Regions from separate parts of the Homo sapiens genome. Here regions 2, 3 and 4 are each linked to region 1. Evidence: chromatin loops called from intact Hi-C (ENCODE). Cell type or tissue: prostate gland. All regions are shown on one strand. Links, peaks and the distances in the headings refer to the core of each region. The heading gives the core; the rest is flanking DNA. Region 1 overlaps TOX2 (TOX high mobility group box family member 2). Region 2 holds the start of JPH2 (junctophilin 2). Region 3 has its middle 110 kb from the start of JPH2. Region 4 has its middle 50 kb from the start of LINC01728.

Region 1 (7,638 bases), core at 1,802-6,801:
GAGAGGCAAGAATGTGTAGCTAACTTTGTAACCTACCATGATGACATTTTGGGTTTTCTCTGTGCATTTTTGGTTTCTTGGCATACAGTATCATCTAGTAGTCAGGTGTATAGGCTATGTGGTCAGGCTGACCTAAGTTCAAACCCCAGCTCCCCTCCTTGTTACCCCCAACCCTGTGACCCAGATCAAGGGGTTGATCCTCCCTGAGCCTCAGTTTCTTCATCTGTAAATGGAGATATTGTTACCTGCCTCATAGGAGTTTATAAAGAGTCAGCGATCCGATGCAGGTGAAGTGTCACGCATAGGCAATTGGTAAATGTAAGCTGCTCTGTTTATTACTTTAACCACTTTATTGACGGGGTTGGGGTGGCTTCAGCCTCGTCTCTAAGTTTGTCCGGGCTGACCTGCTGCTTACCAACTTTGTCGGGGGCTGAGGTGGCCAGGGATAGTGGGAGGGCCCCAGCTGGGGGACAGGCAGGGGAAGGCATATTAGTTACACTTAGGACCTCGGTCAGGGCTCAGAGCTTAAAAGCAACAGCGGAGTGACAGTTCCACTGCTTGCCAAGAAAGCGGGGGCCCAAGACGCAATGCTTCTTGGCATCGTGACCAAGGGAAGGATCCATCTTAGTCGAAGCAGGGGGTTACCAGGGGCACCTCCGAGTTGGGCTTTTCCAAGGTGCCATGCTTTTGTCTAACGTCCCTCTGGGGATGGAAGTAGGGGGAGCACTGATCTCCCAAATGGGTCTCTGAGGGTCCTAAACAGTGGTAACTAGAGGCCCTGGGCTTCCTTTGTATTTACCAGAGTCCAGATGAAACTCCTGGCCCCTGTTTTTCAGAGGCATTAAGCAAAAGAAATATGTCTTTTTACATTTTATAAAACTCAGAAAAATGGCTTTAAACAGCTTTTGCTCTCCTGCTATAATTATTTATTTTCAAACACTCCTGCAGGGGACCGCTCCGTTTTCTTACCCTGAACTCCTTTTTCTCATAAATGAACCATCACTTCAATAAATCATTATGGAAACAGAGACTAACACCGGCTCTGAAAGGTTGAAAGATTTATGTAACACATTTATGTTTCCCATTTTCTCATTCTGGTACTCGGCTGCAAAAGCTAAGCTAATAAAAGCTGCTATTAATATTTCTTGTTGCCTAGCAACCCCAGAGCGGGAGTAATAGCTTCGGCTAGAAAAATAGATGACCGATAAGGAAAAATTCAATTCTTTTATTATCTCAGGGGGAAATGGCCTTTTACTGGAACATTATGATGTACGAGTGTGAAGTTGAACACAAAAGATTTTTTTGTATGTGTTTGTTTTTCTGTTTTTAATGAACATTATTTTACCTCCACTAACTCTTTTAGGGCACTTTTACTTTTCTTTCGTAAACCCCCCATCCCATCCCTCATGCTTAATTTAGCAGCTACAGTAGTTAAGAATCTGTCGGCGTTCTTTAGTTTAAAAATGGTTTTTGCAAAGGTTTACAACTCGGTCATAAAAATTCACTCCCTGTTAAAACTCAGGCCAGTGATAAGCTAACACGCAGGCTGGTTTTCTGTGAACAGGATCACGTTTGTTGACGAGATAAGATTCATGGTTTTCCCTACAAGAAAGGTCGGAAAGGAACAAAACATGTTCTTTTCCATGTCCCAGTTTTCTTTGGAACCAGGGACACTGTCTCTTTTGAGAACCGTTTGCTCTGCAGTTTGGGATGCGTTCACACTGGGAGAGGATGGGGCACAGATATTCACTGAGCACCTGCTCTGCAGAGCCTTGGTGCCGTTCCCTTCTCCCAGCACCCTTTAAGGTAGGAACCATTAGGGTGCCTATTTTTCAGATGCAGAAACTGAGGCTTAGAGAGGCCAAGGGATCAGGCTGAGGTAGCATCTTTTTTATTTTTAGTAGAGACAGGATTTCACCATGTTGCCCAAGCTGGTCTCGAACTCCTGAGCTCATGCAATCTGCCTGCCTCAGCCTCCCAAAGTGCCAGGATTACAGACGTGAGCCACTATGCCTGGCCTGAAGTAGCATCTTAAACCATGGTGTTTCCCACCTGTGTTCTTTAGCGCAGGGGTTCCCAACCTCGGCACCACTGACATTTTGGGTGGGATGATTCTCTGTTATTGGGGGTGTCCTGTGCCTTGTAGGATGTCTAGCAGCATTCCTGGCCTCTACTCACTATTCCTGGCCTCTAGTAGCACTACCCTAGTCAAAATAAAAACGAAAAATGTCTCTAGACCTTGCCAAACATCCCCTGGGAGCAAAATCACCCCTGGTTGAGAGCCTCCGCCTGCTGTTCGCTCTGCTGAGAAGGCTGTTCCACCTTGTCCACCCAGTGAACTCCTATTCCTGTATGAGGACCCAGTTCAGAAGTTATCTTCTCACAGAGGCTGCCTGGATGCTCTGGGCTGGAACGAGGGTGAGGCATGTGAGATGCGTGCCTCAACCATAAAATTTAAAGGTGTGTCCAAAAAGTCATCAAGATAAAAATAGTGTTTTAACGAAATATTTTGAAAAGGCAAGATTAACACAGAAAACCATGATGAACAACATATCAGAAATGTAAATTAAGGTGGGATCAGTCTGAATTCATGGCAATATGTGGTTGTGCATTTACCAGGGGCCACCAGCCTGGGATGGCCTGAAGGCTGGGCCTGGGCCTTGTGTCTTTCTCTGGCCCCAGAATCTAGCAAAGGGCCTGGTTAGCAGGTGACCTTCAATGTCTGTTTATTAATTACTGAATGAATGGGAGAAGGGAATTACTTGTCCAGGGTCACATAGCCAGAAAAAGGATAGAGCTGGGACTTGAACCTGGGCCTCTGACTCTAAGCCCAGTTCTTCCTGCACCCGCCTGGCTGAGTATGAGTATGGGGTGAATCTTTGTTGTCCGCTGAGTAGGGACCTAAGCTGTGGACGATTGAAAGATGCTCTGGGGTGCTCACCGTCTAGGAGTGGCGGGCAGGGAACAGTGGCCGTGATTTCAGCTTGGTGTCAACCCGGCTTTCCCTGGGGCTGTTATTTCGGCTTCACCACCTCTGTGCCAGGCGAGAGCTGACGTGGGCAGCTCAGTGACATGTGGAGCATCCCCAAGAACATCACGATGGCCAGCCCCTTGCAGCACTGCTCATGCCCATGGGGCCAGATGCTTCACCTTGGCCTTTGGAGGTCAAGAACCACACCTTATTTGACCTTGTATCCTCTCAGTGAACTTTTCCTAAAGGAATGGGTGAATTATTTATAACTGTCATGTAACATTTATTTAGCAGTTACTATGGAACTGGCACCTACTTAAACCCTTTCTATTTATAATCTCACTTAATCCTTGACCCTGAGAAGGAGGTACTGTTATTGTTGCCATTTTACAGATGAGAAAACAGAGGCACAGAGGGGTAAATGACTTGGCTACACAGTTATCAAAATGATGGTGCCAGGAATTGAACCCAGGCAGCCCGACTCCCCAGCCTGGGCTCTCCATATCTAGCCCATGTAGCCTTCCAAAATGAATGAGTGAATGAGCAAGGCAGTGAGCGGGACAAGATGGAGACCCACTTTATCTGCCCAGCTCTGAGTTGAGCTATTCATATTCATAAATAATCTCAACATGAAGTGTGAGGCACTTGCAGCTTGGAACAAGAAATGGAAGAAGTGCTGAGCTCAGGGGACTGTCCCGGCACCGAAGGCTTCCTGGAGGGGGTAGCCTTGGGGGCCAGAGGACAGTGGGAAAGCCTGAGAGGAAGAAATTTCATATGTGCATGGACCTCCCTGTTCAGACCTGATCACCACCCCTTCCGCTGAAATTCATAAAACAATTTGTGATGTTTTATGGTTGCTCAGCTGCCCTCTGGTACCCACCCTTTCCATCCCCTGCTGGGCTCCTAATCAGAGCACTCGAGGCTGAGTGCAAGGGCCAGGTGTTTAACTTCCACTCCAGGCAGCATGCCAAGCCTAACAGGGTATGAACTCTGAGAGCTGCTCCTGAGTCATGAGGGAGAATTAAGGGAAAATCGCAGCGACATTCGTCAGCTGCAGCCTCGATATTACTGGGTGTAATGGCTCTTTCCTCCGAGTGCATATTCAGGACCATGTTTGGGAAAATGAGCTTTTAATGTACCGTCGGCATTGCTGAGAAGCCATCTTTGGCTCCGCAGAATGTCTGGAGCACATAAAACTTGAGATTTATTGGAGTCATTTTCCCCCTGCTCTGCCTGGATAATAAAAAGTCAGTCTCATGAGCTCTCTTTCTCTCATCTTGTGGCTTTGTCCATTTAGAACTCGGAGCCTTTATAAAAGGCAGCAAGACAAATACAGCTCATCTAAATATTAAAGCTCCAGGAGAGAGTGTCGGGGGACTATGGAAGACTGGAGGCTGGGAGCGTTTCCAGGACAAGCGCGCCCCATCAGAGATTTAAGCTCAGCAGCTGTGTTGGGCTGGGGCCCGGGCTATGGTGGTGGCAGCTGCTTGCCCAAGCAGTAGCACTTAACTGGGAGTCTGGGGTCCTGGGTGCCTGTTCTACCCCAGTGGGTGACCTTGGGTGAATTACTGTCTCTCTCAGAGCCTCAAGTAAGATGGAGCTGATGCTGTCTACTCCACAGAGTGTGGGAATCAAACGTGCCAATGAATATTTCTGATGCTTTGCTTCATGTGTGGCATGTAGCAGGTGTCTGAAAAAGGTTTGTTGACTGACTGACTGACTGACTGACTGACTGAAAAATGAATGAATGAATGAATGAATGAAAAATAAATGCCTCTGTAAACACCTCAAACATCATTTTTGGAGACTAAGTTACATGGGGACCCTATAGCATCTTCTGTCTTACACAGCAGTCTGCTTCATATCTTCTAACCCTCCTGTTGACTTTAAGGGAGATAGAATTCTGCTCATTTACAGATGTGTTCCCAAGACCTAAAGGGAAGGTGGCTTGTCCAAAGACACACAGCTAGGAAGTGGTGAAGACAGGATGGGACCCTGATTCTTTTGACCCCAAGTGCTTTATGTCCTCAACACAAAAACATCCCTCACCCTATCCTTGGCCCAGGCCTCTGAGCTGGGATGGTGGGCAAAGGTGGGACCCTTGCCCCTGTCTCCCTATCGAGTGTGGGTGTTGGTCAAAGCTCTCAGCTGAGACAGGGTTAGGAGGGCAAAAGTGTTGGTTTAATGGCTCTGTCTCCAAACTCCTGGTAGCAAGGAAAAAGGGAAGGAATATCAGGTGAGTAGTCAGAACCTGTCATAGGGTGTGTGTGTTGGGCAGAGCTGTGGGACTGGGATGCTGGAGCCCTGAGGAATCTCTAACTAACTAACTAAGCATGGTTAGTTCTTCCTGTCATCCCGGAAACTGATAACAAGACCGCGAGTCAGGAAGCCTGGGTTTAACTTCCTGTCTCTGCCACCACTAAGAGATTGTGGGAGACAAGTCACTTTCCTTCCGGCCTCACTTTCTTCACCTGTTGAATGGACAAAACCTAAATCACCCCAGGGAGTTGTGGAAAGGATCAAGGGAGAGGGGGCTTCTAAAGCATTTCATGAATGAGCTCCTCAAGAGATTCAAGTCTCTGGAGGGTGTGGATCACAGCCGGCTCAGGAGAGCCCCGGGATTAGGAGGTAGGGCTCCAAGGTCAGGCAGCATCAGCTGCACATGTAACCAGCTGTGCGACCTCAGCCAAGCTGTTTAACCTCTCTGTGCCACAGTTTCCTCCCAGGGTTGTTGTGAAGAGTAAATGAGACATTAGAGATGCTATCTGGAGCCGCGCTAGAGGGAGGTCTGCCTGGTCCCACAGGCAGCACTGCAGCGTGGATTAGGCCACGGAGTTGCTGGCATTTGTTCCCCAGTGTGAACTGTGAATCAGTCATGGGTCACAGGCCAGAAGTAGGTGGAGCTCCTGCATAACTTCCTACGTAAGACGGCCCCCCAAGGGAGGGAGAGCATTAGGACAAATACCTAATGCATGCGGGGCTCAAAACCTAGATGACAGGTTGATAGGTGCAGCAAACCACCATGGCACATGTATACCTATGTAACAAACCTGCACGTTCTGCACATATAACCCGGAACTTAAAGTAAAATTAAAAATAAAAATAAAAATAAAAAGATGGCCCCTCTTGGCCAAGGGCAGTTCTCGAGAAAGGGGCAGGTGTGTGCCTTTGGCAGCCACACTCCCAGCAGGGGATCCAGCAAGACAGACTACTGCTGAGCTGCTTCTGGAAACGTGATCCTAAGGCCAGCAGCAGCAGCATTGCCTGGGGACCTGTTAGAGATGCAGATTCTCAGGCCCCTCCCTAGACCTGGTGACTGGGAGACTCGGCTGGGCCCAGCAGCCCATGCCTAACCACGCCTCCAGGGGCTTCTAATGCCAGCCCAGAACACTAGGCTGTGGTCATCCTCAGTTGAGCCCTGAATTCTCAGTTGTTTTAGGACACATAGGATGCACTTGTGTTTCTGTTTGCCTTGAGGATTTCATCACACTGAGGATGGTTGCAGACTTTTTCCCCCCAGAGGAACTCGAGGACCGACACCTCTGCCTGTGGTTCCTGGTTCTTTCCTACCCTGTGCACCTCCCATTGGGACAGGCCTTGAAGCGGACCCTCTGGCATGATGACAGTCCCAGCCTGTGATCAGAAAGACTCTAGGTTTTCCTGAATCGCACGACGCCTCATCCTGGGGTGCTTCATGGGCAATTGTGCACCAAGGGCCTAAGAAGAACCAGGAACAAAATGCAACAGGGAAAAGAAAGGGGGCCTAGGACAGGGGAGGTATCAGGGACGTCTTGTGACCAGAACGCAAAATTCCTCCCACTGCTTATGGGGGAGAGGGGTGTGCATATGCCGGGGAAGGGATGGATCAGCAAAGCCCATTCTTTGAGATCATAGGAGGACAGAGTGTGAGCAGGTAGACAGACTCAGACATTTGCAGCACTGGTAGCAACTGGCCCGGGAGAACTGGACCTTCGTCAGAAGCACAGGGTAACAGCAAATTATGGGGCCGTAAGCCGAGATTCTAAGACTGAAGGATCAGCCTGAGATGGTCGCTACCCCATCCCACAGGACTCCTCTTCTCCTTTGGGAGCCCCAGACCTGAGGCCCCTGTCCCTGTGCACACAAGACCCCCAACCACTCCCTTTTTGTCTGCCTTGTGAACTTGACACCTTCTTACCTTCTGCTTCTGTATCCCTCCTCTGAGAAGCAGATTAACTCTAGCCAGTACATTGGCTGTGCCCTGCATGCTTCCACTAGGTCGACTTTTTTTTGAGAAAGAGTCTTGCTCTGTTGCCCAGGCTGGAGTGCAGCGGTGCAATCATGGCTCCCTGCAGCCTCTACCTTCCTGATTCAAGCAATCCTCCTGCCTCAGCCTCCTGAGTAGCTGGGATCACAGACACACACCACCATGTCTGGCTAATTTTTGATTTTTTTTTTTTTTTAAGAGATGGGGTTTCCCTGTGTTGCCCAGGCTTGTCTTGTACTCCTGGCCTCAAGTGATCCTCCCACTTTGGCCTCCCAAAGTGTTGGGATTATAGGTGTGAGCCACCACACCCAGCCTAACTGACTTTGATCACACTAAACCAGAACTGTACCTTCCCATAACCCACTGCAAAATGAATTCCAGATGTGGTAGGGAGCAGGCTCACTTTGCCCTTAGCACGTGG
Region 2 (7,638 bases), core at 357-5,356, 170 kb after region 1:
CCACCCCAGTGGGTGTGCGGGGCTGTCGGTCTCCCCGCCGCTGCCCCGCCCCCTTCTCCAATCCTGCCCTCCTTCTGGGACGGAAAGGTCAGTGTTGCCCTAACAAGGCCATTGGATCTCAGAAGCTGCTCCCAAAATAACCCCCAGCCAGCCCAGCCTTCTTCAAAGCGGGAAGGAGGGGTATTTCAAATCGCGCCCGTGCCGCAGACCCGGGCAGTGGCTGGAGGCATGAGGAAGGAGGCTGAGAACTGAGTGCAGGCAGCCCAGGGAACCTGGTGTCTTTTCCTCCCGGGAATGAGAGCTCCCTTCCATTCTCAGAGTCCCCTGGGTCTGCGCGCAGGGAGGGCACCGGGGAATCGGGGAAGGGAGGGGAGAGGGAGACCAGCAGAACACCCAGTCCTGGAACACTGAAAATCCCCCAGAGCGAGGAGGTTGGCAGATCTCAGCCCCATCACCACTCACATGCCCTAAGGGGACCTGGGGTTACAGCACCACTGCCAGCCCCATCAAGGAATCCAGTGACCTAAAGAGAAAGGAATGGAGACAGTTTCACATGTGCTTCCGAAAGCAGAGGAGGGAAGTCAGAAAGAGAGGGGAGGCTGTGGAAACAGGGTCTGGAAGATACACAGAATCTCAGTCCAGTGCTCACTCACCACCCTGAGCTCCCTCCACCCCTGGAAGCCGGGGAGAACTTGGTGCAAGAAGCAACCATCTATTCCCTTTCTCTTTCTCCTGAAGGGCAAAGAGAAGGGAGAGGAGCCTGCCCTCCTCTCTGCCTGAGACACAGACTGGGCGTCCCGCTAGCTTCCTCTCCCCACCCCTTGATGCCTCGGCGCCCTCCCTGCCCCCTGCCGCAGACCCAGCAGACCCTGAAGGTCAAAGGAGTCCCCTTCCTGTCAACACAGGGTTGTGTTGTAATGAGGTCCTCTCAGAAATTCTCAAGGGTCATGATTTTTTAAAATTTCCCTTTCTGAGCTGTCTTTTGCTCTAGTGTCCTAGGAGCCTGTGAGGCCAGACTTCAGAAAGCTCTTGGGGCAGGGCCAGGAGAGAAGGGCCTGGGTGGATTCCCAGCCACTCAGGTTCCCACCAAACTCCAGTAAAAAGAACAAATAAATCTCCATGGCAAGAAGCTGTGGCCAGAGCTAATGATTGTAAATCCCAGCTAAGCCCAAGGTTAATGGGAGTATAGAGGAATTCTGGGAAAGGTAAGAGCCACCAAGACTAGGAAGATCTGTGTGTGTGTGTGTCTGTGCGTGTGTGTGAACGTGTGTCTGTGAGAGTGTGAGAGAGTGTGTGTGAGTGTATGTGAGTGTGTGTGGTAAGAGTGTGTGTGTTTGTGTGTGTGTGGTAAGTGTGTGTTTGTGTGAGTGTGTGTGGTAAGAGTGTGTGTGTTTGTATGTGTGTGTGGTAAGAGTGTGTGTGTTTCCATGTGTGAGTGTGTGTGTGTGAGTGTGTGTGTGAAGATGGGGACAGAAGAGAAAGAGAGAACTAAGCACAGAAGGTACTAGAGAACATTAGACAATTATCTGACTTTGAACTTATCTGACATATTTCCAAACCCCATGATAACTTAGGCCACGTGAAGTCACTGCGGAAGTCTTGTTCCTGTTTGGGGAGTGGGTAAAAAGTGTTCCCTGCTTTCCTTCCAGTGGGTTACCTGTTCTTAGGACTTGGTTCCATCCTTGGTCACAGCCGCTGACCTTCAAGAGCCCCTTCTATATCTGCGTTTCACCACCAGGTAGAGGCACCCAGCCTCTTGGGCTCACTGTCACCGTCTGTTTGCCAAGCTGACAGGGAGCACGTAGTGGATAAAAACTGTTTCCTCTGGGTGGTTAGGTGTGAGCCCTGGCCAGGCTGACTGACAGCCTGCTTGCACAATTCACTTCTAAGAACATCTCAGGGCTACTCCCAGGGAGTTCTGCTTTCGCCACTTCTCACTAGGTCTTTGGAGAATCACAAACTTCTTTCTAGCTCTGCTGTCAAGGGAAGAGCATCTCAAACTGGAAGCTAGGGGAGTTTGAGCTGCAGATTCAATACCGTAATCATATGTTTATGCCAGGCAGCCATTGCTACATCTTAGCAGGGTGTTCTACCTATGGGAATTTAACCACTGTTCATCCATAGCAGCTCCCTAGGGTAGCTGTCTACCCAGGGTTACTACACATAAGAATCACTTACAGACTTAAAAACATAAAGAGATCCGAGAGCCCCACCCGAGACCTACAGAATTAGATTGTCCTGGGAGAAGACTTGGGCAGTCGAATTCTTTTAAAAGCTCCTCAGATGAATCTGATTTTCATCTCTGGTTAAAAACACTGTAAGTGCTTGTTATAGTGGCTCACACCTGTAATCCCAGCACTTTGGGAGGCCAAGGCTGGAGGATTGCTTGAGCCCAGGTGTTTGAGACCAGCCTGGACAACACAGTGAGACCCCGCCTCTACAATTAAAAATTTTTTTTTTTAATTAGCCAGGTGTGGTGATACACATCTGTGGTCCCAGCTACATGGGAAGTTGAGGCAAGGAGGATCGCTGAGTCAAGGAGTTGGAGGCTGCAATGAGCCATATTTGTGCCACTGCACTCCAGCCTGGCAACCCTGTTTCAAAAAATAAATAAATAGATAGAAAACAACAACAACAACAAAACCAAGGTAAAATTTCAAATTAAGATACTGTTTAATAACATAAAAATTCATGAATCCATTTATTCATGAATCCAGTAGTTTTGGAGTTAGATATGTCTTCAAATCCCAGTCCTGCCCCTCACAAGCTGTGTGACCTTGGACCAATTGTTAATTTCTCTAAACTGCAAATTATTCATCTGTAAAAGTCCCTACCTCAGAGGATTATTGGTATCAAGAATAACAGTATCTACCTTATCTAACTGGGTGAGGATTACACAGTTAATACTGTAAAAAGGCTCAGAACACATTACACATATAATCAGTGTTAGCTCTTATGAGAGTTACTCTTACATACTAAATTACTTTTCAGGCTTAATAAAATAGTCCTCAAAGAGGGAAGAGAGAACCCCTCCTAAATATTAAATATCTTGACATCGAAGCACTCCTTATTCTCATGTTTTAAACTGCAAAACGAAGTTACTGGTAAAGGGATACTTTGACTTTGTAAAAGTTTAAGTAAGATTCTTTGCCAAATTTGGTACTGGCCTTACCTGCCCAGAGCTTTCTGACAAGCTACCATTTGTCCCGCCTTTTAAACCAGTGCATTTCAGGGAAAGGGAGACCTCTTGTGGCGTTATGTGCATTACAACGGACTTTCCTCAGAAAAACCAAGTTCTTCAAATCCAGTGGAATTTACTAAACTTGAAATATTAGCCGGGCATGGTGGTGCATGCCTGTGGTCCCAGCTACTCAGAAGGCTGAGGCAGGAGGATCGCTTAAGGCTGGGAGATCGAGGCTGCAGGGAGCCATGATCACACCACTGCACTCCAGCCTGAGTGATGGAGCAAGATCCTCTCTCAAAAAAATAAATAAATAAATAAATAAATAATAATTTAAAAATAAATAGGCCGGGCACGGTGGCTCACGCCTGTAATCCTAGCACTTTGAGAGGCCAAGGTAGGCGGACTATCTGAGGTCAGGGGTTCGAGACCAGCCTGGCCAACATGGCGAAACCCTGTCTCTACTAAAAATACAAAAATTAGACGGGTGTGGTGGCACCTGCCTGTAATCCCAGCTACTGGGGGCGCTGAGGCAGGAGAATCACTTGAACCCAGGAGGCAGAGGTTGCAGTGAGCCGAGATTGTGCCACTGCACTCCAGCCTGGGCGAGAGTGAGACTCCATCTCAAAAATAAATAAATAAAAATAAAAAATAAAATAAACTTGAAATAATTATAAACTGGTTTTAACGGTAGCTAGCCTATTCCCTCTCTTCATCTCAGATCTCTTCCCACTCCCTAGTTCTGTTCCCTGGTCACTTTCTCCCTCTATTTCCTGCTCAACTTCTCAAGCTTGACTGCTTCTCTGGGAACCTCAAAGGGAGAGAACTGGAAATCCGGAACAAGGAGAAGGACTGCACCCAGAAATCCACTGGAGTTCTTCTTAGCCATGGAAGGCTCAGCAGAGCGAGCCTCACCGTCCAGGAAGCCTTTCCAGGCAGGTGTCCTGGCTGAGCTAGTGCCCTTCCCACATGCTGTCTCCTCCCCCAAACTATGAGTTGTTTAAAGCAAGGATTTTCTTCTTTCCAAAAAACAGTGGATAGTGCTGCAGTGAACATAGGTGTGCATGTATCTTTATAATAGAATGATTTATATTCCCAAAGGAATATAAATATATATTCCTTGGGCACTGCCAAGTGCCCAAGCCACCAAACCCATTCCCAAAGGAATATAAATCAGTAATGCGACTGCTGGGTCAAATGGTATTTCTGGTTCTAGGTCTTTGAGGAATCGCCATAATATCTTCCACAAGGGTTGAAGTAACTTACATTCCCACCAAAAGTATAAAAGCATCCCTATTTCTCCACAGCCTTACCAGCATCTTTTGTTTCTTGACTTTTTAATAATTGCCATTTTGACCGGTATGAGGTGGTTTCTCATTCTGGTTTTGATTTGCATTTCTCTAATGATCAGTGAATCAACCCAAATGTCCATCAATGATAGACTGGGTAAAGAAAATGTGGTACATATATACCATGGAATACTACGCAGCCATAAAAAGGAATGAGATCATGTCCTTTGCAGGGGCACGGATGGAGCTGGAAGCCATTATTCTCAGCAAACTAACACAGGAACAGAAAACCAAACACGTTCTCACTTATAAGTGGGAGCGGAACAATGGAAACACATGGACACAGACAGGGGAACAATGGGGCCTGTGGGTAGGGTGGGGGAACAGGAAGAGAGAGAGCACCAGGATAAATCGCTAATGCATATGGGGCTTAACAGGCTTAATACCTAGGTGATGGGCTGACAGGTGCAGCAAACCACCACGGCACGTGCTTACCTATGTAACAAACCTGCATGCCCTGAACATGTACCTCAGAACTTAAATTATTAAAAAACCTGAGCACCTGCTGTACAGTAGATATTGCAGCTCACCTGTGTCTACCCAGTGCCTGCACATAGTGGCTGCTCCTGGTCTTCCCAGCATCTAGCAGCTGATGACCCCCTTCTGAAATCCTTTTTCAACTGGCTTCTAGAATCTCTCTCGGTTCTGCTCCTGCCTTACTGGTTCCTCCTCATCCCCCTGAGTTCTGTACCTTGGGAATGTCCCAAACCTTCGTTCTCTGGCTTCTTTATCTACATTCATTTCTGAGGAGGTCTCTAGTCACATGGCTTTGCATAACCTCCCTCTACCGATGACTTCGAAGTCTGCATCCCCAGGTTGCACCACTCTCCTGATCTTCAGTCAGACATCCAGCCACCTACTCAACATTTCTAAATATCTCACGAGCATCTCAGATTTGACAAGAACAAATGAAACTCTCAATTTCCACTTGCAAATTTGTCCCTCCAGCCGACTCCAAACTTATTAAAACCTTTGGAGTCAACCTTAATTCCTGTCTTTCTCTCACACCTTAAATCCAGTCCATCGGCAAATCCCTGAAGGGATTTAGATTAAAATAATTCCAGAACAGGCTGGGCACGGTGGCTCACACCTGTAATCCCAACACTCTGGGAGGCAGAGGCAGGTGGATCATGAGGTCGGGAGTTCGAGACCAGCCTGGCCAACATGGCGAAACCCCATCTCTACTAAAAATACAAAAATTAGCCAGGCATGGTGGCATGCACCTGTAGTCCCAGTTACTCAGGAGGCTGAGGCAGGAGAATTGCTTGAACAGGGAGGTGGAGACTGCAATGAGCTGAGATCGCGCCACTGCACTCCAGCCTGAGCAACAGAGCGAGACTCTGTCTAAAAAAAAAAACAAAAACAAAAACAAAAACAAAAAAAACCTTCCAGAACACATATTATCTCCTGCACTGCCAAGTGCCCAAGCCACCAAACCCATTGCCTGACTCACTGAAGTAGCTTCCTAACTGTCCTCCTTGCCTTCCCTTAGTCTGCACATAGTAGCCAGTGCTCTTTCAAAAGGTTAAGTCTCGGCTGGGCATGGTGGCTCATGCCTGTAATCCCAGCACTTTTGGAGGGCAAGGTGGGCAGACTGCCTGAGGTCAGGAGTTTGAGACCAGACTGGCCAAAGTGGCAAAACTCTGTCCCTACTAAACATACAAAAAAATTAGCCAGACATGGTGGTGCACACCTGTGATCCCAGCTACCTGGGAGGCTGAGACACAAAAATTGCTTGAACCCGGGAGGTGGAGGTTGCACTGAGCTGAGATCGTGCCACTGCACTCCAGCCTGGGTGACAGAGCAAGACTCTGTCTCAAAAAAAAAAAAAAGTTAAGTCTGGTCATGTCTCTCTCCTCTGCTTCCCCAAATGACTCCCTATCTCTCACAGTAAGAGCCAAAGAGCCAACACCTTTAAAATAGCCTACCAGGCCCTCCATGATCTGGCCCTACTCATCTCTCTCTGACCCCACCTGCTCAAGTTGCATTGACATCCCTGTGGTTCCTTCTGCCAAGAATGCCCCTCCCTCAGATGCCCCCATGGCTCACTCTCTTACTTCCTTCAGGTCTCTGCTCAAATGTCACCTTATCACAGCATCTTCTCTGCCCACCCCAAATAGCAACCCTATCCCTGGCCCACCCCTTCCTATCTCCTAATTCTTTTTCTCTCCATACAACTTACATGTTCATCACCTCTCTCTACTGAGGACAAGGATATTGTTCTGCTTACTGTTCCATTCCCAGAATCTAGTACAGTGTCCCTGGTGTGTTGTAAGCACTTGATATTTATTGAATGAATGAATGAATGAATGAATGAATGAACGTTCAATGAAAACTTGTTAAATAAAGGCATGTGGAAATCAGGATGTTACTTTTTTGGAACATCAGAGTGAGACTTAATCCCTCAATCCACAAACCAAATCCATTTTCCTAGATGTATCAGAGAAAGGAGATTAGTTTGGTACATCACATTCACAAAAGAACGTCAAATATCCCAATGAGGGACCCTAATGTTAAAGTTGGGCCAATTAGGTCTGAGCAGAGTAATTTTTAACTTCAAGATTCATGTTTTGAGGAAGATTTTGCTGAGATGTAGATAACTTACAACTTATTCCCACAAATCTGGAATGCCTAAACTTTCATGCAAGTTGGATTTTGAGTTACTAGGTCATTGGAACTTTGTGCTTTTCAATACTTACACCCTCCTAACACCTTCATATGAAAAGAATACGTATCATCATTCTCTGGTGACTGCTGCACTAATATACAGCACTAAGTAAATAACCAGAGCGCTGGCTTGAAAAACAAACTAAAAGGGATTTAAAGGCTTAAGAACTCGCCTTAATTCAAAGAACATGTTAAGCCCATGTTAAGCCCACTTAACATGAACTTGAATAGCTCACTACTTAATTACAATAGCTCCACTCCTCTACAGCTTTTATTTTATTTTTGAGACGGAGTCTCGCTCTGTTGCCCAGGCTGGAGTGCAGTGGCGCAATCTTGGCTCACTGCAAGCTCCGCCTCCTGGGTTCACACCATTCTCCTGCCTCAGCCTCTGAGCAGCTGGGACTACAGGCGCCAGCCACCACGCCCGGCTAATTTTTTGTA
Region 3 (7,638 bases), core at 956-5,955, 63 kb after region 1:
TGCAATGGTGCAATCTTGGCTCACTGCAACCTCCGCCTCCCGGGTTCAAGCAATTCTCCTGCCTCAGCCTCCCAAGTAGCTGGGACTACAGGCATGCGCCACCACGGCTGGCTAATTTTTAGTATTTTTAGTAGAGACGGGTTTCACAGCTTTAGCCAGGATGGTCTCAATCTCCTGACCTTGTGATCCGCCCACCTCGGCCTCCCAAAGTGCTAGGACTACAGGCGTGAGCCTAGCCGATTTTTAAATGCCTTTTAGTCACTTCTTTTCATGGAAAAAGAGGATTTAGTGCTCCTCCTCCATCTTGCTTCCCCCTGTGTCCTCCCAGTGAACTACATAATCATGGTGGTTAATCAATATTCCAGGCTTACATTATTCCTATTCTGTAACTCATGTTTGCTGATGGGTCAAGCTACATATTTTTTTCCTTGAATAATTTTTCATTTTTGTTTTTCGTGTGCTTAATTTTCCTCCCTGTCACTCATTTTCCCCCAAAGCTCAGAGCTGTAAACCCCTTCTGATTATGGCCAGACACTTTGTGCTCCAATTTGATCTCTTTCTCAGGCAGATTCCAGCCATCATCAGATGCTTCCTTTTATTACTTAGCAAATCCCCTTGCTTTTCTCTATCATGGGTCCTCTCTTTGCAGGATTCCATCCATTCCTCCTTCCTATCTTGCTTCTTCATTGTGGTGGAACACATCTTCCAGGCCCTTTCTAAGAAAGGATGGATGAGAAATAAAGGTGCAGTTCTGCAAATGTTTTCATCTTACCCTCACACTTGATTGGTGGTTTGGCTGGGTAAAGACATCTAGGCTGAAAATAACTTTCTCTCTGAATTTTGAAGGCACGGCTTCATTGACTTCTCATTTCCAGCCTTGCTGCTGTTGAGCGTTGAATATTATTCTGCCTCCCATTTCTTTGTATACTGCTTACTTTTTGCCCCCTTCTCTGGTAACTTTTAGATTTTCTCTTCATCCACCATGTCTTGAAATCTCACAGGGATTTAGGTGGGTCTTCCCTGGCTTTGCGGGTGGTAGGTGGACCCTTCCAATCTGAAGAGAGCCAGACTGCATCTCCCCTTCCAGCTTCCTCTTACTCCTAGACCATCTTTTTGAATTTAGAAACCAAGAATTTGGCTTCTTTATGCTCTCATCTATGAAGAAGTGGTTTTCATCACTAATAGTAAGAGTGTAACAAACGAAGCACATTCATTAATTCCTCCACACACGTGTCTTCCACAGGGGAGTGGGGAGTAGGAGGGTGGTCTCCAAGCTCCTTCCTCCTCCCCTGTCAGGCTGGCTTTTTATTTTTATTTTTTTTTTTTTGAGACAGGGTCTTACTCTGTTACCCAGGCTGGAGTGCAGTGACGCCATCTCAGCTCACTGCAGCTGCAACCTCCTGGGCTCCAGCGATCTCCACACCTAAGCCTCCCGAGTAGCGGAGACTACAGACACGTATCACCACACCTGGCTAATTTTTGTAGAGACAGGGTCTCACTATGTTGGCCAGGCTGGTCTTGAACTCCTGAGCTCAAGCGATCCTCCCGTCTCGGCCTCCCAAAGTGCTGGGATCACATGCATGAGCTACAGTGCCCTGCGAGGCCGGCTGTTGACCACACTTACATCCTCAACTCCGCCCACCTTTGATGGACAGCATATTAGTCAGCCTGGGCTGCCATAACAACAGAAATGGTTTAAACAACAGAAATTAATTTTCTCACTGTTCTGGAGACTGGGAGTCAAAGGTCAAGGTGCTAGCAGGCTTTGTTTCTTCTGAGGCCTCTCTAGATGACCACCTTCTGTGTCCTCACATGGCCATCCCTCTGCGCCTGTCCACCTCTGGGGTCTCTCTGCATGTCTGAGTCTCGTCTTCTTTGAGAACACCTGGTAGGTTGAATTAGGGCCCATCCTAATGGCCTCATTTTTAACGTAATCACCTCTTTAAAGGCCCCGTCTCCAAATACAGTCATATTCTGAGGCACCGGGGGTTCGAACTTCAACATGTGAGTTTGGGGGAACACAGTTCAGTCCCTGTAGATGGGGTGCTCAATAATGATTAGAAACCCCACGGTGCTGGTTAAATCTAACCACTGGTTCATGGGCCAGGTGAAAGGAAACAGACGCAAATCAGGAAGGATTCTGTGTGAGTGCACAGTAGCCAGGTCACTCTTCTGGGAGGGTATTGCAAAGTCGAAACGCGGCATGCTCCACCTCCAGCTCACCACCGTCCAGCCCAGGAAATCCACAGGTCTTTGCAGGTGCCATGCACGCTATGCTGACACAGCACAAGGGACACTTACTGATAGGTCCTGGGAGGACACTGAAGGACAGGACTGCCTCCCGCATCTCCACAGTGACTCTTGGCCACACCATTTGTTACATTTCCTGGGTGCCTTCCTAAACCTCCAAGCTGCCCTGGAATCCCTTGACTCCCATCTACAATATATTATTAGTATAAAGGGAGTCGACGAACTCACAACCACAAGCTGCAAATTCCAGTGACGTCAGGGTCAGGCAGATAACATAAGCAAAGGAAGGAGACAGAGGGACGGACATATGAGAGAGAGTGATGAGGACTGGGGCTAAGTGGAGAGGGACTGCCCTGCCAAAAAGCATTTAAATTCAATGCGTGTTGGAACACCATCCCAGCCAAAAAACAAAACAAAACAAAAAAAAACCAACCAAACACAAACCAACCAACAAAACCAAGTTTGCTGACCAAATGCAGCCTCCAAGCATCTAGTTGGTGATCTCCACTGAGGATATATGGTTAAGAGGACAGGCTTTGAAGACACAGACCTGATTTTGAATTTCACTGTTTCTGTGAAACAGTCTGGTCCAAATGTTAGAGATGTGTGAGAAATATATGAAATAAAGCATGTAGTGCTTAGTGCAGTCCTGACACATAGCAAGTGCTAAGTTAATAGTAGCTATTAATATTACTGTGGTAAATAAGAAAGTAGTGACGTGATTCTAAGCCTTCACTTCTCAGGAACAGTGCGGAGAGTACTCACGTGTGGAGTGGTGGTGCCTCCTGGTGGTCATAATTAGGAACTGCAGAGCAGTGTAGCAGGCCTAACAGAATGATTAGGAGCCAAGAGGGCTAATTTACGGTCAGACAATGGGTTTGACTCCAGTTCTGCCATCTGCGAGTAGGTGACACAGGTCATTCACCTCCATGCTTAGCCTCCATATTCAACTGCCCTACACCTACAACCCCACGGAGTGGCTCTGACAACTTAACAAGACAATATGATATCACTTTTAAGGGCTTTACTGCATACTAAGTGCTACGATCCTAGGATGATCCTGGCATGATGTCAGAACTCAGAACACCGCAGCACCACACTGCCAACATCCTTCTCTCTTGTGAGAAGGTGAAACAGGTGGGTCCCCAGTTGTTACTTATTTTTTCTTTTATTGGGTGGCAATGAGAAGGGGTTACTCTGGACCGGAGCCCCTGACCAGAAAAATAGATCTGCTGTATCACCTGAAATTCACTGGAGCAAAATATTCCTTTGAGTTATGCATTGCTCTATCCAGACTTCTCTTTTAAACCGGAAGTTCCCCCAGAAGGGTGACTGTATTAGTTCCAAATACCCACATGAGCATGAGTTTATCAGCTGCTCCCCTCCCTGACAGGAGGAGGGGACTGGGGGACACTTTGTGCTGTCATTACCTCCGTTTGGGACCCCTGCCCCAGTCACAGCCTTCTGCCCACTTGCCATTGCTGGCCTACAGAGCTGGCTTCCTGCCTGCCTGTGATGGGAGACCCTGCCTTCAAGCTGGCTGAGTTGTCCCCAGGAGGTAGAGAACCAGAGGCCAGGCCTGACCTCAGACTGCAGGGTCCCCTCTCCCACGGCCCTCTGGGGAAGCTCCCCGCACCCAGGCCTCCTCAGCCCTGCCCCTCCTCCCCAGGTCCTGAGCTCTTCTTCCAGCAAACAGCGGCAGCATCTGCCTGGAAACACAGGAAAGGTGCCTCCACTTGTATCCTTTCCTGCCGCCAGATGGAGAAATAAAAACAGGAATAACAGATCCCACTGCCAGAGCACGTGTGCTGGGGCCTCTGCTGGGCACTGCAGACCCATTGGCTCATTTCATCATCTCGCCAACCCCATGTGATAGATGCAATGATTGTTCACATTTCACAGATGAGAAAACTGAGGCTCAGAAGGGTGAGTGAGTTGCCGAAGGTCACAGAGCTTGACAGCGGGGGAGCCTGGGTGGGAACCAGGCAGACCAATGCCTGACCCTTCACCATGGTGCAATGTTTACCCAATGGGAAGCCATCCCTTCCACCTCCAAATCCAAGAGGCTGCTGCTGACCAAGATCCAGCCCATTACCCTACTGTCAGATTGATCACATGAGCATGAATTATCAAACTGACACTCTGACCCACCCTGACAAATGTCACTGGCCAAATGTGTGACTGGTCATAACTGACAGATGGACAGACATTTGGCTTGGGAAAGCTAGGACCTGGCTAATGTTTGCTTTTAAAAGATCTTAATTTTTTTTTTCATTTTAAATTGAGGTATAATTTACAGCCTCTAAAATGCCCACATTTTAGATTGATGTACAGTTGATGTGGTTTTGTTTTCTTGTTTTTGAGATGGAGGGTTGCGTCTTGCTCTGTTGCCCAGGCTGGAACGTAGTGGCGTGATGTTGGCTCACTGCAACCTCCACCTCCTGGGGTCAAGGGATTCTCCTGCCTCAGCCTCCCGAGTAGCAGGGATTACAGGCATGCACCACCACACCTGGCTAATTTTTGTATTTTTAGTAGACATGGGGTTTCACCATGTTGGTTAGGCTGGTCTTCAACTCCTGACCTCAGGCGATTGGCCCACCTCAGCCTCTCAAGTGCTGGGATTACAGGTGTGCGCCACCCCGCCTGGCCAGATTGATGAGTTTGATACACGTGTATGTCCCAGTCAAGCTACAGGACATTCCTGTCACCCTAGAAATCTCTCACACCCCTTTCCAGCCAACCCCTGCCCCCACTGCTCTAGGCAGCCACTGCTCTGATTTCTGTCACTACAGCTAGGTTTTGCCTCTTCTAGAATTTCATACAAATGGAAGTACTGGGTATGTACATATTTATGTGTCTGCTTCCTTCACTTAATGGCTTTTAAGTTCATCCATGTTGTTCCCTGCATGTCTTTAATTTCTTCCTTTTTGTCCCTGAACAGGATTCCATTTTAAGCGATCGGGCACAGTTTGTTTTTCTGTTATCCTGTTGAGAGTCATGTGTGTTGTTTCTAGGTTTTGACAATTATGCCTAAAGCTGCTATGAACATTCTTGTACAAGTCTTTTTGCACATATGTTTTCATTTATTTTGGGTAAATACGTGGGAGTTTAAATGCTTGATCACAGGGTAGGTATATGTTTAACTTCAAAATAAAACCTGTCAAACTGTTTCCCCAAGTGGGTGTATGATCTGGTCAATTAATTTTAACTACTCATCTGGTGAGCCAGAACTACCTACCAACTGACTTCCTTTCCAGACAAATACCATGTGACTCATGAGCTGGGCTTCCAGGGACTAGAATTGTTCCTGGGGACAGGCTGGGTGCTGACCAGAAGCAAAGGATGACATTTGAGAAGTTACCTGGCTGGCTGCCCGCCTTCTGGGGCCTGTGCTGCGCACTGCAGACCCACGGTCTCCCTTCTGCCCCAGCTCCTCTTGCAGGCTTCTGAGGCAAAAGAACTTCTGCCAGGCCAGGCATCCCAACTCCCTCTAAAGAAACCCTCAGCAAGATGCTCATTCGGTCCCTCACATCAGTGCCAGGTGAAGAGAACGTGACCGGGGCTATCCTGAGGCTGCGGGTGGCCAGGGACGTAGGAGGGAGAAGGCAGGAGCTCTCTAGGCCAGACTAGAGTTCCATGCTCAGGCGTGAGGCTGTACAGCCCTATGGTACACCTCAGATCTGGGAGAGGGAATTATCTCACCTGTGAGAGTGTGGACAATACTGTCAATAGCAGCTCAGCCCTGGCCTCATGTCAGTTATCAATTGCTGTGTAATGAAGGATCCCCAAGCTTACGGGTCAAAATGATTATTCATTCTATCTCACAAACCTGTGGGTTGACTAGATGGCTCTCCTGCTCCACGTGGTTGGCTAGGGCGACAGGACACTGGAGCTGGAGCATCAAAGACGGCTTCTCTCCATATCCAGAGCTCAACTGAGATGACTGAAACATCTGGGGTTGACTGGGCGTCTCTCTTCTTTCTCCATCCATGTGGCCTGTCCATGGAGCTAGCTTGGGCTCCCTCATCACATGGTGGTCTTAGGGGCATCAGGCTTTTTTTTTTTTTTTTTTTTGAGATAGGGTCTCACCTTGTCACCCAGGCTAGCATGCAGTGGCATGATCACGACTCACTGCAGCCTCGACCTCCCTGGGTTCAGGTGATCCTCCCACCTCAACCTCCTGAGTAGCTGGGACTACAGGCACACGCCACCATGTCTGGCTAATTTTTCTATTTTTTTTTTTTTTTGTAAAGGATGGGTCTCACTATGTTGTCCAGGCTGGTCTTGAACTCCTGGGTTCAAGTGATTCACCCACCTCAGCCTCACAAAGTGCTGGGATTACACCATGACCAGCTGAATTGGACTTCTTAACATGGTGTGGCAAGCTGAACAGTCTACCCCCAAAATTCATATCTGCCCAGAACCTCAAAATACGACCTAATGTATGGTTGTATATGACCTCATCTTAACTAGTTATATCTGCAGAGATGAGAACAAAGTCTTCACAGATGTTAACTAGTTAAGATGAGGTCATACTGGATTAGGTTAAGCCCTAAATCCAACATCAGATGTCCTTCTAAGGAGGTTGGAAGACAAACAGATACACACAGGGACGAAGGCCATGTGAAGATAGAGGAGGAGACTAGAATTATGCCAACACCAGCCATGAAATGCCAAGGACTGCCAGGAGTCAAGAGACAGGCATGGAATAGATTCTCCCCTCAGAGCCTCCAGAAGGACCCAGCCCTGCCAACACCTTGATTTTGGCCTTCTAGCCTCCAGAACTGAGACAGAATACATTTCTGTTGCCTTAAGCTGCCCAGTTTGTGGTACCTTGTTATGGCAGTGCTGGGAAACTCACTTGCATGGTGGCTGGGGCCTGAAGATGCAGCAGAAGCTAACGGCGTCTTAAAGGCTGATCCCAGAACTGACGGAGCATCACCCCGCCATGCTTCATCCGGCAAGGCAGGGCCTCTCAGCGTAGGCCCCATTGACACTGGAATGGTCTCACTCTGTTTGCGGAGGGCAGAGGAATTGGAGGAGGTTGCTCTGTGTTCCAGGATGTTTAGTGGAATCTCTGGCTTCCACTCATTGTCAGTAGCACCCCCACCAGGCCCAACAACTAAAAGTGTCCCCAGAGATTGCCCAATGTCCCCTGGAGGACAAAGCCATCCTGGATTGAGAACCACTGGGTTAAAGTAAGTAACAGGATCAGCACAGCTCCCAGGGCAGGGGCTGTATAAGCGTGGGAACGGCAGCAGGCTCCCTGAGGGCCACCAATGGGACAGTCTCCCGCTTCAGGATCACTTGGAACTTGCCTTGAGATTTGCAGGACACAACCCACAATCCCCAGATCTTTTTTTTTTTTCTTAGAGACAGAGGTTCACT
Region 4 (7,638 bases), core at 1,714-6,713, 170 kb before region 1:
TCACCTGGGATCTGCTTCCTTCCTACCACGGCATTGGTGGAATGGAAGGTAAATATCACTCACGCCCAAGTCCCTGGATCTTGTTTCCTCATCTATACGATAGGGACAAGGGCCCTTAACCTACAGGTTTCTATGAGATTTACAGGATGACACTTTATGTGAATGAAGGGCCGTGGGCAAGCCTGGGTCCGAGAGACGTTTCCTCTTCCTACCTCCTCCCTTCTGCAGCATGCCCTAACAGAAACTTTTTTTTTTTTTTTTTTTTTGAGATGGAGTCCCACCCTGTGGCCCAGGCTGGAGTGCAGTGATGCAATCTTGGCTCACTCCAACCTCTGCTTCCCATGTTCAAGGGATTCTCCTGCCTCAGCCTCCCGAGTAGCTGGGACTACATGTGTGTGCCACCACTTCCAGCTATTTTTTTGTTTGTTTGTTTGTTTGTAAAGACAGGGTATCACCACGCTGGCCAGGCTGGTCTTGTACTCGTGACCTCGAGTGATCTGCCTGCCTCGGCCTCCCAAAGTGCTGGGATTACAGGCGTGAGCCACCGTGCCTGGCCCTGACATAGGTACATTTACGTGCATGAAACATACGTGTACATACTTGTGCTCACACATTCCTCCTGCCAATTTCTTCCCTCAACACACGCATACATGCACACACTTACACACACATTTATGGTACCCACCTCCACACATCCCTTGAAAAATTCAAACTCAGAAGGTCTCTAGAGCCCCACTTGCTATCAATGAAAATACAATGCAAACCATATATATCATTTTAAGGTATCTTGTAGACACATTAAAAGTACAAAGTAAAAGTACACATTAAAAGTACAAAGAAACACTGAAATTAATTTTAATACGACATTTCATTTAACCCAATATGTCTAAAATATCATTTCAACATGTAATCAAAACAAAATTTGTTTGAAACTTATTCAAACTTATTTTGATATTCTTGGTGGGATTTTTTGTGCGGTCTTAAAAATCCATGTGTATTTTACACTTACAAGACGAGTCACATTTCAAGGGCACAATCACCACATGTAGCTTGTGCTATGACACTGGATAGCACAATTAGGGATTATCTACTCAGAACCCTCATTCAACAGATGGGGAAACTGAGGCCCTGAGTGGGGCAGTGACTGGCCCTGAAGAATGCAGCCTGGCCGCTTTATCCCACAACACCCTGCTGTGTAAGGTATCCAAGGCCCCCATCTACCCCTGCTGTCTGCAGAGTGGCCCCGGCAAAGCTCCATACCTGGCCTTCCAGAAGAGGTGCTGCCCATGCATTAATCAGGCTGGGGGTGGCCTGCAAAGCCTACTCGTCTATCATTCTCTCCTGGGGGTGCATCATTTGGAAGCATCAGGGTTCCCTGCAGGGAGGGAACACTTGAGTCCTCCCCCTTTTCTTACAGCCCCCACATGGGGTGGCTGGAATGCAACCACGTGGAAGCCAGGCAAGGCTGGGACAAGGGGAACATGGTGACTCTATCTCCCTGGTGGGCCTGGTCCTGGGGTCAGGAAATTCATTCTGCCTGCCTTGGTTCTGCCATTAGCTACTGAGGCCAGAGTTCACGGACAGTGGGCAGCTGACCCAGATCCCATATCTCTTCCCAGCTGTGAAAGCTTCTCTGCCAATCAGCCACCAGAGTCTTCAAGGCTAAATAAGAGGTAATGAGTCCGCTAGAAAAATGGGTCAGAGGCCAATTAACTCAGGCTCAGATGTGGCTGAGAGCCTGCTTTAACTATGGCAATGCCTACAGCACGAGGCAGAGCTGGGGGATTGGACCTTTCGAGAGAGGGGTTGAAGATGGAGCCTCAAATGTCTGAGGGGCCCAGGGCTTGCGGGTGAATCAGAGTCCCAGGCCAGCTTCCTGGGGACTTGCTACCTGCCCTGCCACCTGGCCCTTGGAAAGCAGACAAGGGCATATGCCACATACTCAATGCTTTGAGTATCATCTCATTTAACCCTTTCAACAACACGGTGTGAGATGCTGTACAGTGGCTGTCCCCATTTTATAGATGAGGAAACTGAAGTGCAGCAGGGGAGGGAACCTGCCCAGAGTCTCACAGTCAGTAATGGGAGGAGCTGGGATTCACACCCAGGTGAGCTTGACTCTGGGGTAGGGCTAGAAGGTGCACTTTCTGTTATAGTTTCACCCAGGGTCAAAGCCAGGCTCATTTAGGCCAGGCTCTTTCGTGCAGCCAGATGTCTCTCTGAGCTCTTGTTCCAGAGAGCCAGCTGCACTGGGAGGTATCTCTGTAGGTCCTGGGTGCCTCATACCCTCCACACTCAAACCTGAGCTCCCCTGACCTGCCCCTGCCCTGTCCGCCTCATGGAGACAGGAGACTGTCCACATGGAATTAGACTCCCAAAGCCATTCTGATCTCCTGCTGCTCCCTCAACCTCATACGCAGTGATCCATGCAACAAACATACACTGAGCATCTGTGATGTGCCAGGCACTGATCTACGTTCAAAGGAGGAACCAGTGGACAAAATCAACAAACATTCCTACGTTCCATCTCTCAGGGGCTGACTCAAGAGGAAACATGAATAAGCAAATGATGTGCCCCGGGGACTGCCTTGGAGGATGTGGAGCAGGGTGAGGAACTGGGAATCTTGGAGGAGGTTGCAATATTTATTGGGGTAGTCGGAGTGTGCCTTATTGAGAAGCTGACCCTTGAGCAAGATTTTAAAGGATCAAGAGAATGAGTCATGGGGGTATTGAAGGGAAGAGCATTCCAAAGAAGGGGAACAGCCAGTGCAAAGGTCCTGAGGAAGAAATGGCGCTTGCAAGCTCAAGGAATAGCAGAGTGTGGGTGAAGAGGAAGGAGTAGGAAGAGGAGAGAGATCTTAGCAGGAGATGAGGTCAGAGAGAAGACAGGGAGCGGGCAGATCATGCGGGGCCTTGTAGAACAATGCAAGGCCTGGCTTTGACCCTGGGTGAAATGATGCCATCTGATTTACCTTCAAAAAGGCTCACTTGGAGAGGGGAGGCAGGGAGGCCAGTGAGGTGGCTGCAGCCAAATTCAGGTAAGAGAGGAGAGGGTGGCTGGGACCGGGGAGAAGGGGTCAGATTTGAGTGTGTTGTGAAGACCGAGCTGCCAAGGCCTCCTGATGGGTTGGACAGGTTGACAATTGAGAAGGGGGAGTCTGCAGGTGGGGCAGGTTTGGGGAAAGATCAGGAGTCCCGCTTTGGAGCTGTGATGTGGAAAGCCCTCCTAGACATCCCAGTGGAGCTGTTGAGAGAGTCAGGTTTATGGGCTTCCAGATGGGGACAGAGGTCTAGGCTAGAGTGGCTGGCATGTGGGTAGATATGGTCACCAAGGGCTGGCCCCCAGGGCCTTGGGGAGAAGAGGAGGGATGAACAGAGGCAATGAGAAGGAGTAGTTGCAGGGTTGGAGGAGAACTAGGAGAGCTGAGCTGTGCCGGGTCAGGTAAGATGAGGACTGAGCATCGCCCAGGAGACTTAGCGATGTGGAGGTCATCAGGGGCCATGTGGGTGAGGCCTGGCAGGAGATCCTGTGTCTGAGCAATCTATACCTTTTATCCATGTGGCAGGCTGAATAGCAGCCCCCATGAGGTGCCAGGCACTAATCCCTGCAGCCCCTAAATATTGATATTAGCTTATGTGGCAAAATGGTCTTTGTGGCTGTGATAAGGATTTTGAGATAGGAAAATTATCTGCTAATTTATGGGCCCTACATACAATCCTTATAAGAGAGAGGCAGAGGGAGATTTGACACAGACAGACAGATGGCAATGTGACACCGAGGTAGAAATTGGAGTCATGCTGCTATAAGTTAAAAAGTGGCACAGCCACCAGAAGCTGGAGGAGGCAAGGAATGGATTCTGGCCTGGAGCCTCCAGAGGGAGCACAGTGCCCTTGACTCTTTAATTTCAGCCTAGTGATAATGACTTCAGACTTCTGGCCTCCAGAGCTGCGAGAGAATAAATTTCTGTGGCTTTAAGCCATCATGTTTATGGTAATGTGTCATAGCAGCTACAGGAAACAAACACGCCCCTTCTGGCATCAGGTCCCCTACTTCCCACCCTCCTTAGTCATCCTCTGTCCCTCATCCAACAATTGTCACAGCCTCATCACCAGGCTCCTGCTCCAGGCTGCCCCAGCACCTGCCCTCCCCACACAGAACCTGATGGGGTAACTTCGATTCCTAATACCCTCTGCATGGAGCCCACATTCATTAGCCTGAAGCCCAGTGCTTTTCCTGATAAAGCCCTAACAGTCTCCACACTCATTTCTCACCACTGGCTCCCACCACTTATGCTCCATAACCTCCATGCAATTTTCCTTTGCTACATGTTCTCTTAAGCTTCTGAGCCATTGTACTTGCTGTTCCCTCTGCCTGGAACACCCTTCCCTATCCCAGAAATAGGCATGGTTTGTTTCCTCATCGAATTTAGGTCTTTACCCAAAGAGCTTTTCTGATGACCATTTTAAAAGTGCAACTCCCTTTTCAGCCCCACATTCCTGATTCTCTTCCCCTACCTTGTTTTTCTCCGTGGTGCTTATCACTCACTATATATGTATTTAACTAATTTGTTTGTTGTCTTGTGCCTCCAATTAGAATTAAATTCCACAGGGGCAGGGAATGTAGTCTGTTTTGTTTACACTTGTATCTCCACCACCAAGGAATATGTCTGACATGTAATAAGAACTCAATAGATATACGCCGAATGAATGAGTGGGTGTATGAATGAATGAGCAAAAGAGACAAAAAACAAAACAAAACAAAACAAAACAAAAAACTAACCAGGTGTGGTGGCACATGCCTGTGGTCCCAGCTACTCAGGAAGCTGAGGTGGGAGGATTGCTTGAGCCCAGGAGGCGGAGGTTGCAGTGAGTTGAGATCATGCCACTGCACTCCAGCCTGGGTGACAGAGTGAGACTCTGTCTCAAAAAAAAAAAAAAAAAAAAAAGAGACTCAGAAGGAGAGGTCAGTGATATAGGAGAAAAGAAAGCCAGGAGCACATGATATCTCTGAGGCCAAGAGAGTTAAGTGTTTCTTAAAAATATAGAAACTTCTGAATCATCCATTGTAAAAATGAGTCAAGTCTAGGTATAATGCTAATGTATTTTTATTGCATAAAACTTTTTCGGGGATTTGATTATTGGCATGGCCTACCTGTGAGCCACAATATTTATTCAACAAAAGACCCATTCAGCTAGTTCCGCCAAACTCTTACATTCTCTGTAGATGAGGACGCCTTAAGTGCTGAGCCCTGCGCTATGCTTCATGCTGTGATTTTCCCACCAACCCTTTCCATGGGGTCTAGGGGCAGGTAAACAGAGTGGCCCCTCACCGTTTCCTGATCCCATTTCCAGGAAGTAACTAGCAGGAAAAGCTTGATGTGTAGCATGGTGTGTCTATATAAGGAGACACAAAGCTATGTCATTTTGAAAGTGGTAGTCCACGAATCCTATTATCTCGCAACTGTTCTCCCTCCCCAGTCCCAGTCATCTGTGGACATCTTTCCATGTCATTATTGAAAGATCTGTGTCATTTCTCCCATCACTTTAGGGCCACCTCATCCCACCCCAGAGTAACTATGGAGACCAGTTTACTGTGCGCCTTTCCTGGTGTGTCTGATCTTAGTCTCACCATGATCTGTCTATATAAACATACACATATATACACACAAACAACGCTGTGGGGAGGGACGCACGCCCTGTCACAGAGCAGCAGCTGCTTTCTGCAGACCAGCTCTCTCACCTGGGAGTCCCCCACAACCCATTCCCAGCCTCTAAGAAGCCCACGAGCAGGTGTGGGCTCTCCAGGGAGGTCGTGGTGGGGAAAGCAGCCCTTTCTGTGAGAGATGAGAGCGGGGAGCTGGGGATGGGCGTGTTAATAGTCCTCTCTTGCAACCTACACATGCTACTTTAGTTTTAGCAGGTCATGGCATCACACTTGAGTATCGGCCTGCGTCTTGCTTCCTTCACTCACCAGCTTATCTTAGAGCACTCTCCATGTGGAAATGTACAGGTCCACCCCATTGTGAGTGAGGGCTTCATAGAATTCAACAGGATGGCCAGGTCACACTGTATCCAGCTTCCCTCCCAGGGATGGATCCCCATGCAGTTCCGATCTTCTCCTTGCACGTTTGGAGGCTGGGGCTATTATCAATATCTTTACACACTAAACATTTACTTTGTGTAGGTAGATTCCTACACAAGTAGTAGGATTGCTAGATCAAAGGGCAAGGACATTTAAGATTGTAATTGATGCTGCTGCCGAGTTATTTTTTGCTATTATGGTAGCAAGTCACACTCGTCCTCCGTGCGGGTGAATGGATCCAGATGCACGTGGTTGTCAGTCCAGGCAGGGAAGTGGATGAGTAGGGAGGCACAAGGGAGCTTAAGAGGAATGGGGGCGTGTTCTGCCTTTTTTTTTTTTTTTGAGGCAGAGTCTCGCTCTGTTGCCCAGGCTGGAGTGCAGTGGCACAATCTCGGCTCACTGCAAGCTCCGCCTCCCAGGTTCACGCCATTCTCCTGCCTCAGCCTCCTGTGTAGCTGGGACTGCAGGCGCCCACCACCAAGCCTGGCTAATTTTTTGCATTTTTTTTTTAGTAGAGACAGGGTTTCACCGTGTTAGCCAGGATGGTCTCGATCTCCTGACCTTGTGATCCACCTGCCTTGGCCTCCCACAGTGCTGGGATTACAGGCATGAGCCACCGCGCCCGGCCTGCCTTTTTTTTTTTTTAAGAGACAGGATCTCACTATGTTGCCCAGGCTGGTCTCAAACTCCTGGGCTTGAGCGATCTACCCACCTCAGCCTCCCAAAGTGCTGGGATTAGAGGCATGAGGCACCGTGCCTGGCGTGAGTTCTGCTTTGCAGAAAGGATGCTGGGGGTGAGATGTATCAAAGACAGTGCAGCGGAGTGGATGTCACTCCCTCCCACCCCTATGTGGACTTCTTTCCTATTCTTCTTTTCTTGTGGGCCTTCTTATATTCCTGGGCAAGAGGGAACATCCAGGGTCAGGCTAGTGAGCACCTCCTTACATTTTGCACTTTGTCCCAGACCTGGCAAAATCATACCCATTTTACAGATGAAGAAAGTAAGGCTCAGGGCAGTGCAACGAGTGTCCAAGATCACAGGACCTTTAGCTGTGTCCCTTCTCCGAGGACTCCTGTGGAATGTAAGGGAGGCAGGATGGGGTCCTCCAGGGAGAACAGCCTGGCCAATAAGCAGAAGGGGCCTGGAGTCGGGGTGATTCTGGGGGTGCCACTAACTTAGCTTGGCAATCCTGGCTCCCCACCTCTCAGGCCACAGCTATGGCACCTGGAAAATGGGTGGGTGGACTTAGATTAAGGGTTACAAAAAGAAATGGCTACAGAGGACCCAGGAGACAAGTAGATCTGGCCGGTACACGGTTCTGAGACTTTGTGGATGCCAGGCCTGGGGTACTGTGCAATGATGGGGCATGCTAGGGCCTGGGCACTAGAGATGATGTCCTGGCTGAAGGAGCAGCCTCTACTCATGCTGGGAGCAGGGTCCCAGGAGGGGAGGCTGGTGCAGTATTGCCAGCATTTTTTCTTTTCTTTTCTGTTTTTTAAGACAGAGTCTTGCTCTGTTGCCCAGGCTGGAGGGCAATGGTGCAATCTCAGCTCAC

What was found. Peaks named below come from ENCODE experiments on the same cell type or tissue, not always from the same donor. Only the 100,000 strongest peaks of a DNase experiment are listed, where the experiment ranks them.
Region 2: a loop joins it to region 1, with 7 times the contacts of the local background. A loop is called at or near these places in 3 of 110 quality-filtered maps.
Region 3: a loop joins it to region 1, with 2.6 times the contacts of the local background. A loop is called at or near these places in 4 of 110 quality-filtered maps.
Region 4: a loop joins it to region 1, with 6 times the contacts of the local background. A loop is called at or near these places in 6 of 110 quality-filtered maps.

Annotation. Positions count from the first base shown.
Region 1 is chr20:44,014,405-44,022,042 of GRCh38, forward strand. All of the region lies in intron 3 of TOX2 (TOX high mobility group box family member 2), which reads left to right. Among named protein-coding and RNA genes, the nearest start is that of TOX2, 100 kb to the left of the region's middle. In prostate gland, for the core only: no CTCF peak of the experiment used is centred there; a DNase peak (open chromatin) is centred at 3,937; H3K27ac peaks cover 2,004 bases.
Region 2 is chr20:44,187,162-44,194,799 of GRCh38, forward strand. JPH2 (junctophilin 2) reads right to left here and starts at 27. Exons shown (of 6, transcript NM_020433.5): 1 at 1-27. In prostate gland, for the core only: a CTCF peak has its summit at 3,252 (motif pointing left); DNase peaks (open chromatin) are centred at 462, 1,064 and 3,240; H3K4me3 peaks cover 163 bases; H3K27ac peaks cover 1,678 bases.
Region 3 is chr20:44,077,897-44,085,534 of GRCh38, forward strand. No RefSeq gene overlaps it. Among named protein-coding and RNA genes, the nearest start is that of JPH2, 110 kb to the right of the region's middle. In prostate gland, for the core only: a CTCF peak has its summit at 3,046 (motif pointing left); DNase peaks (open chromatin) are centred at 3,045 and 5,605.
Region 4 is chr20:43,841,055-43,848,692 of GRCh38, forward strand. No RefSeq gene overlaps it. Among named protein-coding and RNA genes, the nearest start is that of LINC01728, 50 kb to the right of the region's middle. In prostate gland, for the core only: a CTCF peak has its summit at 3,898 (motif pointing right); no DNase peak of the experiment used is centred there.